Linked DNA regions of Mus musculus: regions 1, 2 and 3 are each linked to region 4. Evidence: chromatin loops called from intact Hi-C (ENCODE). Cell type or tissue: heart. All regions are shown on one strand. Region 1 overlaps Gmds (GDP-mannose 4, 6-dehydratase). Region 2 overlaps Gmds (GDP-mannose 4, 6-dehydratase). Region 3 overlaps Gmds (GDP-mannose 4, 6-dehydratase). Region 4 has its middle 100 kb from the start of Mylk4.

What was found. A loop is a pair of places that touch in the nucleus more often than their neighbours do. Peaks named below come from ENCODE experiments on the same cell type or tissue, not always from the same donor. Only the 100,000 strongest peaks of a DNase experiment are listed, where the experiment ranks them.
Region 1: it touches region 4 in a loop (9-fold over the local background); 9 of 42 quality-filtered maps call a loop at or near these places.
Region 2: a loop joins it to region 4, with 3 times the contacts of the local background. A loop is called at or near these places in 2 of 42 quality-filtered maps.
Region 3: a loop joins it to region 4, with 4 times the contacts of the local background. A loop is called at or near these places in 7 of 42 quality-filtered maps.

What each region holds. Positions count from the first base shown.
Region 1 is chr13:32,310,266-32,315,265 of GRCm38, forward strand. All of the region lies in intron 1 of Gmds (GDP-mannose 4, 6-dehydratase), which reads right to left. Among named protein-coding and RNA genes, the nearest start is that of Gmds, 26 kb to the right of the region's middle. In heart, a CTCF peak has its summit at 2,583; no DNase peak of the experiment used is centred here.
Region 2 is chr13:32,294,812-32,299,811 of GRCm38, forward strand. All of the region lies in intron 1 of Gmds (GDP-mannose 4, 6-dehydratase), which reads right to left. Among named protein-coding and RNA genes, the nearest start is that of Gmds, 41 kb to the right of the region's middle. In heart, a CTCF peak has its summit at 2,851 (motif pointing left); a DNase peak (open chromatin) is centred at 2,880.
Region 3 is chr13:32,225,139-32,230,138 of GRCm38, forward strand. It overlaps Gmds (GDP-mannose 4, 6-dehydratase), which reads right to left. Exons shown (of 11, transcript NM_146041.2): 3 at 2,077-2,164; 4 at 1-106. Among named protein-coding and RNA genes, the nearest start is that of Gm52055, 6.6 kb to the right of the region's middle. In heart, no CTCF peak of the experiment used is centred here; no DNase peak of the experiment used is centred here.
Region 4 is chr13:32,678,709-32,683,708 of GRCm38, forward strand. No RefSeq gene overlaps it. Among named protein-coding and RNA genes, the nearest start is that of Mylk4, 100 kb to the right of the region's middle. In heart, CTCF peaks have their summits at 2,615 (motif pointing left) and 2,814; DNase peaks (open chromatin) are centred at 1,663 and 2,613; H3K4me3 peaks cover 193 bases; H3K27ac peaks cover 384 bases; H3K27me3 peaks cover 125 bases.

The DNA.
Region 1 (5,000 bases), 370 kb before region 4:
AAATGTCATCTTTTAACCACGTATGATCAGATCTCCAAATAATAATGATTGATGATGATATGATAAAAGTAATAATATAGTAATTGTGCTTACAGTGAAGAAAAGATAAACAGTAAGTGTGATGGACAACTTGACATAAGCTGAAGTCACCTCAGCTGAGAGGGAAAAAAAGCCTCAATTAAGAAAATGCCTCCATAATTTCTGACTGTATGCAAGCCTGCAGAGCATTTTCTTTTTTCTTTTTTGGTTTTTCGAGACAGGGTTTCTCTGTATAGCCCTGACTGTCCTGGAACTCACTTTGTAGACCAGGCTGGCCTTGAACTCAGAAATCTGCCTGACTCTGCCTCCCGAGTGCTGGGATTATAGGCCACCATGCCCAGCTAGAGCATTTTCTTAATTAGTGATCAGTGGGGGAGTGCCCAGCCCATAGTGGATGGTGCCATCCCTGGACTCGTGGTCCTGGATTCTACAAGAAAGTAGGCTGAGCAAGCCATATAAAGCAAGCCAGTAAGCAGCACCCCTCCATGGCCTCTGCATCAGCTCCTGCCTCCAGGTTCCTGCCCTGGGTGAGTTCCTGCCCTCACTGCTTTTGGTGATGAACTATTTATGGAACTGCAAGGGAAATAAACCCTTTTTTTGATCATGGTGTTTCAGCACAGCAATAGTAATGCTAACCAGAACAGTAAACAACTCACTGGTTGTCCATGCCACAAGGAAAATAAAATACTGAGCTAAAACTTACAAATTTTATTTTACATTTAAACTATCCCTTGATTTGCCACCATTATTCCTGGAACCATTTCTAACATCTAGCAAATGCCCAATAAATATTTGTTGGAGGAATAAATATATCCCCAAGAGCCTTTAATATATCATCATAGTATAAAATAAAACCAAGTCCCACATACAGACCTGTTTCCCCTCTAAAGAGAAGTCCTACCCATTGGAAGGCTCTTCTGGAAAGACTACAAGATAAAGGCAATTTTCTAAGGACTACAGGGGTGTTATTACACCAATAAATTCCTCAAGGGAGATAAAAAATGGATACTATTTTTTTTAAAAAATAGGATTTCAAGGGCTGGAAAGATAGATCAGTGGTTAGGAATGCTTGCTATTCTCCCAAATGACCTGGCACCTAGTTTGGGTAGCTCAAACTGCCTATAACTCTAGCTCTGGGGGGCCCAGCACCCTTTTCTAGTATCATACATGTTCATCCACTCATAACCAGCACACAGACACATAGACACACATACCTATGCATAAATATAATATTTAAGTAATTAATTAAATAGGATCTGAATAACCAGGAAGTTGAATACATATGTGCTTGTCTATGTTATGAGGCAGGACTAGTCCAGGCATGCAAAATGTTTGGGCACTAGAGGTGAGGCAAGAAAGACAGACACTCCCTTCGCCAGATCATTAAGGACTCCGTTTTCAGGAAATCAGTTCTGTCTCCAGGGCATCAAAAATTAATAACAGGGTTAGCTTAACAGCTATCAGTAGCCCAGATCTCAGAGATGACAAAACACACAAAGAAAGTTTAAATAACTCAATCAAAAATAATTACCAAATCAGTGGCCAAGCTTTAAATACAAGCTACTATTCCCAATGCACACACTTAACAGCCATTCTAGCCATAGAGTACCATGCATGGTGTCTATACAGCTTTCCTATGACCTTACAGGACAACACAGAGGTGATAATGGTGAATTTCAGTCCTTGGATTTTTAGTCCTTGGATGCTTAGAAGGAGCTCTCTATATATTTATCAAAATATTCTGGCATGAATTTATGGGAACAAAATTGATACAGCTCTGCTGCCCAAAGGGAAATGAAAAACATACTAGAAAACAGTATTCCAAGATGTGGAAACACAAAAGCTCTAATTATAGACCATGCTTTACAATTCTTTAAGTAAAACCTGCACACTGTTGTTAAGTCTCACTGAATCCTTAAACCTAGACTACAGTAAGAAAATTATAAAACATGCATCAGAAAACTCACTATCCCCCTTCCTAAGTTAGGGAGAGATGGAGGTATAAGTATTGTGGTGAGGCTGTCTGCTGCTGTTAATGACCCAGCAGCTGGATGCTAGCAACAGTGCTTACCTGAGCCAGCAGCCAAGGCAAGAGTGGGAATCTTACTCACCTTTATCCTAAGCTTACTGAAGAAGCCACTGCTATTGCTCCGAGATCACTATTTTAGACTTTCATCTCCAAAACGATTAATAGTGTTCCTCTTTCACCAACTGATTACCAGTTCATTATAGAAAATATTTAAAAAATAATACAACTCAATATTCATATCTTGTATGATTTTCTAGTCTTGATATTTGTTTTAATTTTCACTTTGCATTTTAAATGATAGCAGACATCTAGAGCACGTATATGACAGGAAGGCTTCTGTTTTTTTCTTTTTGTAACCATAAAGGAACACTGGTAGCCACACAGTGAGCCAGGGGGCTACATGAAAGAAGATGCTACAAGTAAAGGAAATCAAAACTCAGAGCCACCGAACAAGACATGACGGTTTGTTTCCACCTATTTTTGACTGTCTGTCTGGCTTGCACATCTTCCCCCTCTAGGGGGAGCAGTCCTACACAGCAGAGAGCTGTCCATTAGTCATCTGTTTCACAACTGCTGGTGTCAACACATAAGCAATCTGAAAGGTTGCAGGTACTAAGGAACAGAATAAAAGACATGATTCGCATTTGGTATCTAATACATACTTCACACACACAATATTATCACATGATTAAAAGATTAAATTTATGAAAAACTTCATTAGGCATGGCAAATGGAGTCAGAAGAGAAGCAGAACTGGCTCCTGAAGGTTGTCCTGTGGCCTGTGCACAAGTTGTGTGGTATCACAGAACATATACATACTGCATACATGTGCACATGTGCATGTGTTCGCACACACACACACTTAAGGAGAAAGAAAGAATAAATACAATTGTTATAAAAGAAAGAAAAAAACAATTTAGAAATATGAAGCATGCATTTACTAAAACTTCTAAAAACAGGATAGGTGGGTTTTTTTGTTTGTTTGTTTGTTTGTTTGTTTTAAGAACACAGTAAACTAAAAGTCTGGGAAAAGCCGGGCGTGGTGGCCCATGCCTTTAATCCCAGCACTTGGGAGGCAGAGGCAGGCGGATTTCTGAGTTCGAGGCCAGCCTGGTCTACAAAGTGAGTTCCAGGACAGACAGGGCTACACAGAGAAACCCTGTCTCAAAAAATCAAAAAAACAAACAAACAAACAAAAAAGTCTGGGAAAACCCCCACCTTGAACATCACATTATTTACACAATTATCACAGTATTTAATGCACTTCAAGTGACTTCAGAGAAAACAAGTGATCACAGATCTCAGAGCTTCAGTCCACGCTACCAGCATAAGCCATCCTCATGAAGTCAAAACACAAAAGCCCAATAACCCAGTAACACAAGAAAACATAGCATTACAGCCAAGTATGTCATGTAATCAGTGGAAAGGCAATCACTCTTGTATACTATAAAGTAACAGGAGTTTCACATAACTGAGTTTTCTACCTACTAATTTAGCATCCTTGCTATTTTCTATGGGCTGCATTTTGGGGATGTAAACAAGCTCAGGGTTGGAATCCTAGGTCTGTGGTTCAAAGCTAGTCAAAGTCACTTCTACTCGCCTGTTTCTGCACCTACCCTAGTACAGTAGGGAAAAGATTAAATGAAGTTTACTCTAACAAGGAACTTAGAATGCAGCCTGACACAGGGAACATGCTTGAGAAATATAGTTATTGCTACACAAACTCTTAGCCAGGGTTTGTGACTGTGAGGCTGTCCAAAAAATCCCCACTGTGTCTAACCACTCTTCCCCAGTCCAGCTCCCAGCTCCCGCCAAGGAGTGACTGAAATGGATGTGTTAGAAAAGGCCAGGTTGCTCGTATGTACTACTGAAATAAGAAAGGAAGTCACTGAAGGATATTCGAGAGAGGTTTTATCATTCCAAAGAGAGATAGAAAGCAACATGATTACGCCATGATACGGCATAGGTGGCTTTCTCCTGGGTCCTCATATTAAGGTTTAATATAAAATGTCCCCCATAAGCTCATAATTTGAATAACTGATTCCCCAGTTGGGTACTTTAATTTGCATTTTAATTTTAAACAAGGTCAATTCAATAGTAATTATCTGTCTGGTATGTTTTTCAAATATACATATATTATTTAATATAATAATATATATTATATATATTCTCAAATAAACAACTCTATCCTCTCTAGTGAGACCCACCACCACCAAAACTGTAATGGGAAAAGTTGTAAAGCTCCCAAGAGACATGACAGACTGGAAAGGAAAAGTGCTTTCATGTTAGCATCCCACAATAATCCATGCTGTAGAATAAGAAAATTAGTCTAGAAAACCACTATAGAATTTTAAAGTCCCAGGAAATATTTATTCTATGTTTTTAAAGGGGGCTACCAGGTTCATGACTTCATTTAGGTAACCAAAAGGGAACTAAACCACAGTTAAGTTCTCCTGTAAACGCTAATACATAGACATTCAAAAACTGTAACTTCCCTGTCACTTTTCCCAGTAAAATCACCTAAAATCTAACTGATGTTTCAACAATGGGAATAATTTAACCCATCCCTTTTGAATTATAATGTAGCAAATTCTATTAAATAAGTATAGTGAAGCTATGTGGAGGTTAATGTTATAGTGCCTACTTAGTTTTCATTGAGAACCTGTGTTGCCATTTTCTGTAATTCAATTGATTAAAAAGCCAACTAGAGGTGACATTTTCTGAGTGATAAAGAAAAGGCCTGCCCGCCCAAGCTCGGCTTCTCAAAGCATATGGATTCAATTATACAGCAATACCTCAACTACTGACATCTTATGTGGCTCTAATTTTAGTTATTTTCTGCTTGGGGAAGTTGCAGTTGAAGGCCTTCCTCCAGGATTTAAATAGAATGCATATGAACATTTGCATGTTGACAATTTACCATCCTCTCAAA
Region 2 (5,000 bases), 380 kb before region 4:
TGTCTGAGAATAGACACTAACTTGATTTTTATATAGACATGAAATATGAATTGCAAAGTGTGTGACTTTAAAGAAAAAGGTAAGAAATATTTTATTACAAATTTGACCATCTCAAAAATGATGACACAGGCTGAAGAAATGACCCAGCAGTTAAGAACACGTGTTTCTCTTGCAAAGAACTTGGGTTAATTCCCAGTACCCACATGGTGGCTTACCCCATCAGTAATTCCAACTCCAGGGAATCTAACACACTCTTCTAGCCTCTGTAGGCACCAGGAAGGCACATAGTGCACATACATCCATTCAGGCAAAGCATTCATACACATAAAAGTATGTTTTTTAGAAAAGTTATAACACCACCGACATACCACTACTGCTAGAAGAAGAGCCACCAGCCTTCAAGCACATTACCAAATGTTCCAGTGGCAACACACTGCCCTCAGTGCATGAATTGCAAGTGCTCCAGACCAAGAAATTTGTTTCACTTTTTGTTGTTAATAGAAATATTAAAAAGGCTTTTTAAAAAGTTATGTGCAGTTAAAGGAAATTATCTAGGGGTTTGGGGTTCAGCTCGGTGGTAGAGCACTTGCCTAGAGAGTACAAGGCCCTGAGTTCAATCCACAGCTCAGAAAAGAAATTATTACACGCTACAAATTTCACTCCCTAACCAGAAAACTGGCAAATTCCCACAAAATGGGCCCCTGAACACCAGAATGGAAGCTTAGTTTAAGTTCGGGGAGGGGGGGACCATTATAAATATCACCTGTCTTTCTTAATTTGTCATGATACAAATCAAGTTACTTGGTTCCCATGTCCTGGGAAACCCTGACCTAATCAGTGCTGTCAGCAGTTTGGACTGAGGAGGAGGAGGAGGATCTGCCAATCAAGGCCCCTCTATACACTGCACATCTCAATTCTCTTTTAGTTCAAATATTACATTTTAAATTCACAGTAATCTCTGAAGCAACATACCAACAAAAACTATAAAGAATTTTAATACAAGAAATGACATTAAAATGCAAAAAAAAAAACCCTTCACATATGTGAGACTTTTAAGTTGTGGAAAACAACCTCATCATTCTTAAAGATCCAAATTAGTTCCTAATACAGCACTGTCACTGTTGACATCTGTCCCGTGGGGTCAGACCCAGCACCTCTCACATGCTATATAAGAACTGAGCTACACCCCACTCTGAACAGTTTAATAAAACACACACAAACTTGTAGTTTAAACCTGATAAACAAACATAATAACAATAAATTGTACCTTAAACCATTTTCTATGATTTTTATTCTCCTCTTTATTAATCAACATTCTGCAGCCTAATCCCTTTATCACTGTAGCAAAATGGTTCCATATGCAAGCCAACCCAGGGTCCCTAGGTTTGAAAAGAGCTACCACAAATATATATTTTGGTTGTTGTGTTTTCCTAATCACGAAGAAAGGGGAAAATTCAAACAGCTTCCTTTATATAGTATGAACAGAGGAGTTCTTTAAAACCACATTAATTCCCCTGGCAAATATAAAGACCCTAACAAAGATCCATTGTTTCAGTTTCTTAGTTAGTACTTGACTAACCATGCATAAAAGAGAGACATTAGCATAGTTAACTGAATATATAAATACGTTCAGACTCAGTAACACTATTTCTGCCAAGCACAGTAGCTATATTTAATAAACATCATGCTGTTAGCCACAGTCACTTCTTAAACTGTCATTGGAATTATCAACTTTTACCATAAAGCAAAAGAAAACATTATTTTTAATAACATCAGTAAAGACCTTGGTTTCTTTTCTAAGATAAATGTACTTATATGAAATTGATAGGAAAGACCTTTCTGCAAAAAAAAAAAAAAAAAAAAAACCAACCTATATTTTATACAAAGAAAACAGACTTTTCCTATTCTGTAACAGAAGTGATAAAGCCTAATGACTCTGCCTAAAAATTGTGACCTAAATAAACAGGAAAGTGGACATTAAACTTTTGAGGTATGTTACTTTCCAATATGCTTTAAGTTTACCAAAAGAAAATTTAATTCCAGGGATTCTGAAGTTAAGAAATAAAAAGTATTAAAACCAAAACTATGATGTCTTGGACTGCTAAGGGGAGTATACTTGAACTTGGGTAGCATACTTGAACTTTAATGTATACATATGCTAAAACAGAGTAAAAACATATTTTCAGACTTTCTCCTGACATAAGTGGAAAGCTATATGGAAACTTTCCATGGCATGAATAACTACTTGATTTTTAAGAGAGAATATTAAATCTATAAAACTGACATGTTAATTTCCTAGCTATAGTGTACCTTCTTTATTTTCTAAAGAAGGCACGTAGAGAAATAATACAGTATAAACCACCTCATAATTTGCATTGAAAAGGCACACCTAGGGCTAGAGATGTAGCTCAATGAGACAGTGCTTGCCCATATCATGCGCATGAGGCTCTGGGAGCAAACCCCAATACTACAAAAAGAAGTAAAGGGAAAAAGGAAAAAATATTATTTATTTGTTTTATCTGCAAATGTGGAAATTAAAGGTCAAAATAAGTCATAAATATGTTAACTGTCAGGACATTCCAAGATTATTATTTATCTCAGCCAAAAAAAAGTCAGTCTGCTGTATTATTCTCACAGAGGTGTCTGTGTCAAAACCTTGTAAATGTCAGTCAGTGATGACTCAAAGCTGTAGTGATGATTCTGCTGCAGCATTCTAAGAATATGTGGAAATGCAAATAAACTCCGACAATGGCTCATATCATATCAAATGCCCTATCTGAAGCACAGCAACTTTAAGCAAAACTTAATGAGGACTAAACACAGCAGACACTATATACTGGAGCCACCTGGTGGCCTGTTTTCCTATAACACGGTAAACACTGGGTCCTGTGCATACAGCATGACGCCTTCAGTGCCTACCACCCAAGGAAGATTGTTCCCAAAAGTCAGTGAGGGTGAGCACCGCAAGCCCCAACACCATGCCGACGCACTAAAAGTGCACCACTAAGTAGGAAACACATTCCCCAAAAACCCACTCTAGGCATCTCCAAGTTGTGTTATATTTTCTCAACATAAATCCAAACCAACTCAATAAGTGTTTTAGAAAATCTTCTTAATAAAAATATAAGTAGCAGCTTATGATTTCCTGTGGAATTTGCTTCTTGCCTAGTTCCAGGAAGTTCAGGAAAAGGCTAATTTAACTTCTAAACGATCATGGTCCTGTCAGCAACACAAAAGTAGATAGTGCACTGATCTTTCATTGTGGGGCACAGGGACATTTGCCTGTAGCCACAACTACTAAGACAGGCAAAGGCAGGAAGATTACCTGAGTCCAAAAGCTAAAGACTCGTCTAGGTAGTATAGCAAGAATCAATTTCTCTCCCTCTCCCTCTCCCTCTCCCTCTCACACACACAATACACACAACACAGAAACAAATACACAACATGAAATAAGATAGATAACTAGGAAAAGGAATGGACTAGGAGTAGGAAAGGAGACATGATAATGGGTCAATATGATTGACATACATTATGTACATTATGAAAATGCCATAATGAAGCCTACTAGTGCATATAATTAATATATGCTCAAAAAAGTCTTTTAAAAAGCCAAGGATAAGGTAAGCCTTTGAACTATTAAGTAGGTGAAGTCTATAGCAGTCTCTAGCCTCCTACAACTCCCTCATTCCTCTTCAGTGTAGAATCAATAAACTCCACATTAAAGAAATGCAATTAGGAAGCTCACATAACCATTATAAGCTCTACTCCCACCTCTGGATGTACTGGGATGTGTACCAGACACAGATGCCAAAGGCTTCCCTCCAGGCTCCTCTCAAAGCATGCCACATTCCTGACTCATCCCAGAGATTCAAAGACCACATAGCTCATTGAGTGGAAATGCTGAATGGAAAGAAGGCTTCAAAGGATGCCTCTCTATTCATACCCTAGCCCAGGTCCTCAGTGCAGGGTAGACTGCTATTAAAAGACTCGTTTCCTGAGGAAAGTAGACAGTTTCAGGGAAAGACCATTTGGCTGGTAGGAGGGGGCTTTGTTGCCAGCTGTTCTCACAGCCCTACTCCCTGTGTGGTCTCCAAAGTTGCTAAACCTGACCACTTCAGGGGCCAGGTCTATAAAAATGAAGACATTTCCAGTAAAAGACCTGCTTGGCTCTACACTGTTCCACTTCACAAGGGAACACTGTTGCTAGAGAAGCTCTGGCTTTGGTGTAGGCATATCAAATGTGTGATGGACACTTGACATTTACCCCACGGAAAACCTAAGTATCCTACTTCCTGGAAGCACTCTAAACAGGATGGCAAGGCTGTATTTTTGTCGAATTTCCTAATTGCAGGTGCCCCTTGACACAGCCAGCATTAGGAGATCAATGGCAGAGCTGTTGTAAAGTCTAAAAGACAGTATGAATAGCCAAGTACTGTCACCTATAAAGATGGAAGGCACTTTCTCCTCAAGGTGTGATCCAGAAACAACACAAATACAGGTAGAAGATAACACACACCAGAATCAGAAGGCCTGGGTTCAAAGGAAAACAGTGTCATTTATCAGAGAAGTGCTGCACAGAGTCAGCCTTCCTAGCCATTCGTGCCCTGTCTATAACCTCATATCTGGGACTACATACAAAGAACAGGGGCAGAAAGGCGAAGTAATAAACTCAGGCTTGATAACGGGTTTGCTTTCCCTACAAAGATCCAAACACTGGTGAGAAGCCAGTATCCTCATTCACAAAGCTGAATCTCTTCATATCTTTAAAGCTCTTGGTTTTCTATACATCTTCTCTCTCTCTCTCTCTCTCTCTCTCTCTCTCTCTCTCTCTCTCTCTCTCTCTCTCTCTCTGTCTCTCTCTGTGTGTGTGTGTGTGTGTGTGTGTGTGTGTGAGAGAGAGAGAGAGAGAGAGAGAGAGAGAATGAGAATGAATAACTTGCATGGAGAAGCCAGGTTCTCTGCTTTCACCACTTAATCCAGGGATTAAATTTGGGTCATCA
Region 3 (5,000 bases), 450 kb before region 4:
ACATGGCTCTGGGCTCCAAGATTATAGATCTCTGTAGGCTTGACTTCATTGATGATTTTCACTAGGCAGGTGCTGTCAGTGAGGTCACCATAGTGCAACTTCATGTCTTTAAGATTTAGAAAAAAAATCAGAAACAACAAAAACAAAACCCATATTACTCAAGTATGAAAATGAAGAACAAACTGGAAATGTTCCCAGACGTGATTCCCCATCCCTGAAATCTCAGTATTTAACCAGAACAACTTAGCAAAATCCTGCCTTGTGTACCAACTCCTTCCAACAAGATGAAAACTGAAACATCGTATTTGATCATTGAGTACCAGAATATGACTTATCTTTAAGAAACATATAATATAGAAAGGTTACTGTGTGGATTTATAATAATAGGAAACTCAAATACACTTGTTCAAAAATTATAATATCCCGAGGATGTTAGACAATTATCACAGGGCTGTAAGTAGTTAAAAGATGTACTATTTAAAAGTGAGATGCAGACAAATATGACCCTGGAATAATGTACAATACTCCCTAAAGAGTATTGTACACAGCACACTCATGATAGAAAGGATAGCCCTTTTGGCGAAACTTTGCCCATAAACCATCATGTGATTTTTAAGTGCCTTACAGATTAAGTCCTTAAGCTGGCTATAAAACGACTATGGTAGTAACATAACTGTTCAAGGTACAACCAATCTAGCCAAACTACTGTGCTGAGGCTAACTTGCACTGACTTCATTAGTCTAAAAATGTGACCGGCTTGCTAGCTTGGTCTACACCTAGATCCAATGGTGGCATCATTTTATACAAAAAATATATATATATTATATATTGAGCATTTCTAATCTGAAATTACATGTGATATGATTCAAAATCTTTGAAGTACTCATAATATAATGCTAAAAATGAAAAAAAATCCTCACCATGAAAATGGTTTGTGTACAAAATTATTTAATATATATATGAAACATTATAAATTCTAAGTGATTATCTGATCTTTTTTATAAGCCATTTTATTAAAATCTAAAAAAAAAAAACTCCAAATTTATTCAGCATATAGTAAGTTCTAAAAAGATATACTGTGTAACTTAACCATTAGGTGAAAAACCTTTTCTGTGGATATCTGGGTCACCTTCCTGATGATATCAATATCTAAAAGTAACCTAACCTTTGTCTCTTGTTAGGCATAAAGTCTAAATCACTTTGGGGTAACAATCTCACTGTATCACCCTTGCTAGCCAAAAACACTAAGCAACACATAGATTGAAAAGCCTTGTGCCTGAGGCTGAGCGCTGTCCTTATCATGGCATCTGATAATTAAGTCACAATATTTCTGTGTCTCTATTTCCTCATATACAAAATATTCTCTTTAACCACCGGAGTAAGGAGATCAAATGAGAAAATAATGTAGTATGCTAAGTGATACTGTTCTGCACAAACAAATTAATAGCAACAAAAGTAAGAAAGCCACTAAATGCTGATATTGATCTCTAAAGCAATGTTGGTATCATTTGAGTTATCATCGAGATTTAAAAGTATCTTCAAGAATTATTTTAAAAATTAAATGTATATAAAGTTATGTGGGTAGAGAGGTGGGGAGGACCTGGGAGAAGGGAAAGAATGTGATCAAAACAGATTTTACAAACTTTTTTAGGTAATATTTTTAAATTTTAATTTTAAAAAAAATCTTTAAAACTCTTAGAATAAGCCATATGAATAAATCTTCAAAAAAATTATCAATGTACAAAGATCCAAACTGAACCAAATATAGAAACAAAAAAGTGCTATTTTAATACAGAACTGCTATTACTTGAAGAAGCAGGAACACCTGACCTGAAGAAAGCTGATGAGAGTGATGCCTTCCACTGCTCTCTGAAAGCTGTCTACACAATGCTACCCTAAGAACCAACCAAGATGGCACTAAGCTGAGGGCAGCTATAGAGCAGGTTTCCACTGCTCAGTTCAGCTGCAGTCATTCCTGGGTGAATAACTGTGACCAGATGGGCTGAGAGTACTGAGATTTGAAATTATCTTAAAAATAGGAAGCAACAGAAAAAAATTAGAAAAAAAATTACTTACTTCCTTCAATATGAGCCTGAGGATTCTTATATAAATGTTCAATTCGACCTGTATTAAATGAACTAGATCGCCGTACTATTCCATGGACCTGAGTTTTAAGTATAAAAAGAAAAAAAGAAAATTAAAAATATAAAATGAGGATTAACAAACAACTCAGAAGTTCATTTGCTAATGAAAAGCTCTAGAAAAACTATAAACAGTAGTACTTTTAGATGAAATTTGTAAATTATGAGAAAGAGTTCCAGAGTTTAGTTTCTGCCCAGCCACTGCCTGTGTGCTAGGAGCACACTGCTTCTGACTTGATCCAGGGTTTCTACTGTCAATCGAAATGTAAGTGATTAGACAACTACAAGGCTTCATGCAGTTACAAATGCTCAGACTTGTCTTCTAAGCATACTCGGTCACACTGATGGCAAGCCTATCTCTGATTTGAAAATGAAGACAAACTTGAGGCTGCAGCTGTAAAACCGCTTTTTTAAAAACTGTTTAACAGCGAGCATAAAGTTTCCACAGTTTCCCCAAGTTCTCAGTGCTACGTCAAATTATATCACTTTCTGGAAGTATAGATAAAATCAGAGAGCAATTGCTGTTGTGCACCTGTATGGAAAAGTTAGAAAGATAGACTATAAAGATTAAGAAGGAGATTTTTATATTACTAAGTTTAAGACACAAAAGATTCAAAGGTTAAAAAAAAAACGTAAAAAAATAAAATCTTGACATGGCCCTGGTCAGTGTGAAGGGATAAAGTCACTGTACAGCAAGGCATACCTGTCTGATACTAAAGAAAAGACTACTGTGTGTGTCTGACACATGAGAGAAATTGCTCCACACTTGGTCCCACTTCCTCCTTGTGTCAAGATTTCTCCCTCTGTGCTGCCAACGCTAACATCAGCTTATGTCACCAACTGCCCAGGTTCCAGTTGCACTGGTGGCAGTTTTAATCCTTGACTTATTTTAGAAGTGTTCCTTCTAATGTTGGGTAGATTTGTTTGCAGCTGAATACACTTCTATATTTTAACTCAATCGTTTTCTGTCTATTTTAACCCAAAATTAATCCCTGGCATGACTCAAACATTCCAAGTGCGAAGGGGAATTATAAGCACATAAGGCCTTCTTTCAAACAGGAAGAAATGTCATCGCTGTTTCATATGGCATACACAAGAAACTGACTTCTGCTAAAGACACAGCACACCCACAATTAACACTTCCGCTAGTTAGCTGTTTTTGTCAAAAGAAAAGCATGTAACACCATTTTCCAAAAAAACAAAACTCAAGAAAAGTTGGTAAATAAGAAAATACCTTAGGAAAGAAATGTTGCAAACTTCACTGACATTTTAGAAGGCAAACATAAAACTGAAGAAGCATTAAATTAAAATGCATTATTAAACTTATAATGAATTGCAAGTTACACCAATCCATACTATTAATGAATATTATTAAATAAGGGACAATTTCACATTTTATTAATGCATAGGAAACTTGGTATTAAATCAAAGGTACTTCTAATATACAGATTTCTCCAATATAAGTGTTCTACTGTATTCAGTAAACATTTTACTTTGATCTAAAATTGCAACTTATGTGATAATTAAAATATAGTTATTATTTGGGCAGCCTTCTCTTGATTACTGAATTCTAGAAAAATCACATATTCCAATAGGCAAAAGCACACAGAGAAATGCCCTAAATATAACAACTTGAAAGGCTTTGATAAAGAATACTGTACAATCTTAACAGACTTGGACACCAAGTTCAATCAAATATAAGCAACAAATTTACTGTCACATCTACAAAGACAATCAATAAGCACTACTTCTTGTTTTGTTTTTCTCTGGTGAAAAAAAAATGTTTTAATTTCCACTCACTCCCAACTTTTGGCATGTGTGTAGAAGGGAAGAAAGACTTGCCAAATACTTAATCCATGACAGCAGGTATTATTCTAAGAACTAATGAAAGCTGAGTCTGTCTGCTTCTAAGGCAGGTGAAATACAAACATTAAGACAAGCCAAAATGTGTGCAAACTTCATAATCTAGTTAAGAATTTAAGATTAGCAGCTTTTTCTGTACAGAAAGAAAATAGGTCCTTTTTCAAGATTGGGGAAGAAAAGAGGATGTGAATTAGAAAAGCAAACTGAGAAAATAAATAAGCCAAGTGACCTTTATATAAACTTAATCAGAATTGTAATTAATTATTCTAGCTCAGGACAGCTAAGTACTTAAGTGGAAGAGGATGATTTAACATACAAAGCTCATGCCTCAGTCAAAATTTCAAGTTTTCACAATATCAAAGTAAAGATGGTTTGACTTCAAAATGTTGAATTCAAATTAGGTGCTAAAACATGGAAGTGTGGGGTTTTTTATTTCGTTATTTATTAAGAAGATAGGTGATCCACACCACTGGATTTCAAATTCTCCAGTATCTAAATTGTTCTTGGAGGAGGATGGCTCCCAGGGATGGTTAGTGCCATTCATCTTTGGAAAGTATGGATCGCCTAGATTGTACCAACAGCTGGCATTGACCTGGCAATGACTACATACTAGACACTGGTCTTTATGACACAGAATGGCCACAGACCAACAACTGGTCTTTATTGGTGGTAAGTACAGCAGATCTTTACAATCACCATACCACAAATGAGAGCACTGTCTGACAATGCATAACTCACACAGCTAAAGGGCATACTGGTTTTATCCTGACGTACACTGCACAGCTTAAAGATTATATCTATATGAAGATTGGCCTTTTTCCTAATCAAAGTACCAAGCTCCTAAAACAGCAAACAATTTTGAAGAAAAATATCTCAAAACGCCTCACATATAAAGGAAGAGGAAGAAGTCCACATTCTAAAACACACCTCTCACATAACATCAGACTGTCTGAATTGAGTCTTTTCTGCTTTGACACTCCATCTTAGGGAGGTGGT
Region 4 (5,000 bases):
TATTTATTTATTTTGGCTTATGGAGACAGAGTCTCCCAAAGCCTAGATTGGCCTTGAACTTGTTACATTCCTAGTTGATGCTCAACTTCTGATCCTTCTGCCTCCATTATGTCTGAATGCAGGAAGGGTAGGTGTGCATCACAGCAAGGACCCCTTTATTATATAAGTGAGACCTCAGGATGCGTTTGCTCTGCAGCAAGCTCTCATCCTGACATGCAATGCCTAGAAGTCACTATCTCATCTTTAATCTTCTGACCTCCCTGGATATCAATGTCTTCAGATCTTGCAACCCAAATTCTTCTTCTATTATCAGGGCTCTGTCAGTTCTCTTCAGGATTATTAAGCCATTAGTCAACGTGCATTAAAATCAAATCACAGCCTCTTCCACTAGGACCTCATGAATATTCCACAGCCAAGTCATAGTGCGAGTCTCTGCTCTGACTCAGAAAAGGAAATCAATCGGAACACAACAGATTTTGCTCAACAGTAAAAACAAAGCCATGCTCACTGAGGCTCTAGGTGCCAAGTATTGTAAAATCACTCAGCTCTGCCCTCAGATGCCTGTGGGGTTGTTTACTGGCGTTTCAGAAAGGAGAAGGGACACTTCAGATTGGCTGGGAGTGTGGCGCTGTTTGTTATTGTAACTGATGAAACTTTGCCTAGTCTTTTTTTCCTTCTTCTTATATTTGTGTCTTTCTGTCTTTCTTCCCATCTGTCTGCCTGTCTTCCCACCTACCTATCCATCCATCCATCCATCCATCCATCCATCCATCCATCCATCCATCTACCCACCCACTCTATCTATCTATCTATCTATCTATCTATCTATCTATCTATCTATCTATCTATCTATCTATCTATCTATCTATCTTGAGGCCAGAGCTGTCTTTGAACTCCCAATCTTCTACCCCAGTCTCCCAACCACTGGGATTACCAGCACAGTCATTCTTCATCCCTGAATAGCCCCAGAGGATGGCATTTGAGTTGTTGCTTTATTTTATCAAATCTATGAAGTATTTTTTTTTAAATAGGAAGAAAACATGAAAATAAGAGGGGAGGAACACAAGGTTCTAAATCTGAAGTCTGACTTCAGATTCCAAAACTATTCCCATCAGCTGTGACCTGCATGAGTCAGAGAACTATTGAGGACCTCAGTTTCCACATCTACAGAATGGGTGCAATAGTACTTATCTCCTCTGATTATCTGAAATGTAAACTCAATGATTTATATTCCAGACATCTAGAAGCAGACTCAGAAAGTGGTGAAGGCTTTAAACAAATTGCTTTTAAACACCCCAAGTCATCAGAGAGACTCACTTTCCACACACTTGCTCCTGTCAGGGTAGACAAACCCCAGGAAAGTTTGTCCCTACTTTCCAATGCTCTGACATGGGTTGCGAGGGCGTCAGGGAGGCTATGGGAACGGACAGAGAATGTTCTTGCCACACATCCAGGTTTTAGAATGTGCACCAACCTGAGTCACAAGTGCATACCCCCGCATGCCACTCCGGGCCATCTTTCCCTGCCAATGCCACCCACCAAGGCCAGAGCCAGGTGGCTGTGAGTCAAACCTGTCTTCACTTTGACTTGGCACCACAGACCTTTTGAATGGAGTCCACAAATTCGTGAGACAAAAATAGGCTAGCTAGCCCTCACCAGGCCTTCATTGTTGAGGGATGACGGTTGGCTGGTGGTTACACAACCGAAACCTGGGCCCACCACGGAAACGCCAGCTCAGCCATACACAAGGCCGAGCTCTCTGCCCACGGCAAAGTCCTTTGTTCTTTTTTTTTTTTTCTCTCTGACACGCCCCTACCTTCCATTCTTCGGAATCCAATTGTTAGAAAGTTGACAAGCTAGCTGGTGACAGGTCTCCTTGGACAGCTTTCCTGTCTTCAGATAAGGAATGGGGAGCCTCAGCGGGGTGTCATCCATACCCAGACCCCAGTGAAGGAGAGGGATACACAGACACCCGTTCTACACCCTCTGGCTAATCTTAGTTCTCTGGGGTCTCAGTTGTCTTTTCTGACATAACACCGCAGGAACCCATTAGTGTTTTATTGTGCTGTCAACTATTCCTGGTCACCTTCCCCACCACCTCTTACAATTTTGTAGTAGAGAGAAAAATTTCAATACGCTGGTCTTGTTTTTAAATTTTAAGAACACAATAGTTTGAAGCCAGAAACAGGGCTGGACCGAATGCCAGGGCTGATTCTGGCCCAGAATGCCTTGGCTACCAGGGAGTGCATAGGTTGTTAACGTTCAAAGTTGATCTTTCCTCTTATGAAAATACGTTCGTGCAGGCACCCCACTGAACACAATTATTTTTCCTGCTTGGTGAGGAAGACTCCATGCTCTGGTCAGGTCTTGTGCCTCCATGTTTTTTCCCTATACCCCTTTGAGCACACCCGTCAGTCCACCACCCTATCCTTTGAGTGGTTTGTACCTCTTACTTGTGCTTACTTCTGCGAGGTTCTCTGAAGCAACTGGGAACAGGGAGGGGAAGAGGAATCTGCTGAGGAATAGCGCTTTTAAAATAAAAAAATAATAACACGAAGTATTATAAGCACTAGAGGCTGGAAAGAGCTTGTGAGTCCCATGGGGTGGGGCGCAGCGTGCTAGTGAATGACAACATTGCCCTCTGGTGGTCTACTTGAGTAAGACAGCCATAGGTTGCAGGCTGGACGTGGGGGGGGGGGGGGGGCTCTCACTAACGTTTCCCACTAATCCCAAAGAAACCATAATTGAACAATGTAAGGAATTCCCCATGAGGCCCTGAGGTTACAAAGACTCAAAGAAGAAAAAACTCATGTAAATATTCAATTGTTTTAGAATGTGTTTCCTTTCCTTTATTTTATTACGTTTTTATGTCTAGTTTTCACATTGTGTACTCCATCTATAAACTCATAATTTAGGCTCTCCAGGAACCAGAAACCGGGCTTCACTACTCTCCCCTGTGAGAACCGTCAGTGGTGAGCAAATGTGTAAGTGTGATGAAGCCTCTTTTCCCAGGCTGGCCCTTTAAAGTTCCAATGGCTCGGTGTAAACTCCTCCAGTTTAGGGTGGGAAAAAACCTGCTGTGTGCTTGGGAGTTGGGTGGAGGACTGGAGTCCAGAGCAGCATATTCCTTTTGTTATTTTTTCACTCCAGGCAGTATAATCCTAGATACTTAACTCTCTGTCTCCATAAACGAACAGATTACTGATTCTCATTCTACCAGCTTTTCATGGAAAAGAAGGGCAGTGTTTTGTTTTATTTTATTTTTTAAGTGCTTGTAGTTTCTTCCAAAGGAACAGCTTTGTGAGAACCAACTTCTGCAAATTAGAAAAAAAATACTGTATATCAGTGACAAAGCACCAGAGCTAAGGCCATTGGCGAAGGCTTGCCCCACCAGCAATCTGGACATGGAAATCTGAGGACCCAGAGCTACACAGAGAGTTCAAGGCCAGTCTGGACAACATGAGGTCTATCTCAAAACAAAACCCAAAAAGCCAGCAAGGCCTCATTGTGGTTGGGCATTTTCTTGCGTGGGATATATTTGCCCGATCAGTAAAAGAGTTGCTCTTGAAAACAAGTGATGCTTCATTTTTGGTTAATTTTTAAAGATTTATTATTTGTGTTTTATAGGCATAAGGATTTTGTTTACACGTATAACTACGTACCACATGTGTGCCTGTTACTCAGGGAAACCAGGAGTTACAAACAGCTGGGAGCCACCACATGGATGCTGGGGACTGAGCAAGCATCCTCTGCAAGAGCAGCAAGTGCTCTCAACCACTGAGTCATCTCTCCAGACCCAGACAAGTGATGGTTTGGAATGAAATAACGAATAATGCAACCCAGAAAAAGAAAGAAATTCTAAATGAACACAACAAGGAATGTGTGTGAATGCCACACTATGCTCTGCAATCTCAGCCTCTCCCCACTGTGGACCTGGCAAGTGATGGCCCAGAGTGAAATGGAGGGGGGCGAGTGTGGCTCCTCTACCATGGAAACGAGTGTCCACTGCTTTAACGGGCATCTTGTTTTTGTAATGGTAGCAAAATGTACCTAATATAAAATTGCCCACCCAGTTTTAGAGCCAGTCACCATCCAGATGAGCATTCTTTTTTTTTCTTTTTTATTGGATATTTTCTTTATTTACATTTCAAATGTTATCCCCTTTCCCAGTTCCCCCTACTCCTGGAAACCCCCTATCCCATCCTCCCTCTCCCTGCTTCTCTGAGGATGCTCCTCCACCCACCCACCCACTCCCGCCTCCCCTGCCCTCGATTCCCCTATACTGGGACATCAATCAAGCCTTCATAGGACCAAGGACCTTTCTTCCCATTGATACATGCATGACAAGGCCATCCTCCGCTACATATGCAGCTGGAACCATGTCAGATAAACATTCCTACTGATGTGCAACCACTGCTGCTATCTAGCTCCTGGAAACCTCACGTGTTCATCTAGCGTTCTGCATTCTGTCCTTGTGGATCTGACCACTCTGAAGTGGGGTGACAGCACTTGCCCCCTCATGACTGGTGTATTTTGTGTAGCACTAAGTCATCAACTTCTTCGAGATAGCAAGCACCACAATTTCTTTCCTACTTGAGACTGAATCATACCCCACTGATGCCCGTCCATTTACCTGTCAGTAGACACTGATCGCTCTCCTGCTTAATCTAGTGTAAATAACACTGTGATGGGGATAAGTAGAGATGTCTGTTCAAGACCCTACATCCAATTCTGTATCTGTTTAGTAGAACTGCCAGGCTGTTTCTCACATCAAAATTTGACAAAGCAGAGAACTCTGTATTCTCCTGCCCTTGATCAAACTTGGGATTTTCTGTTTCTTGATCACATCCACCTTGAGGTGGCTTGGCTGCCTGCTTCTGACTGATGTGACACTCTTCCTAGGAGCTTTACAAAATGGCAGTGTCTCGTCTCGGTGCCTCGGAACAGAACGCAATGCGTCGTAGTGGGCGCAGTTAGTCATGATCTCCTGAAAGCCAGCT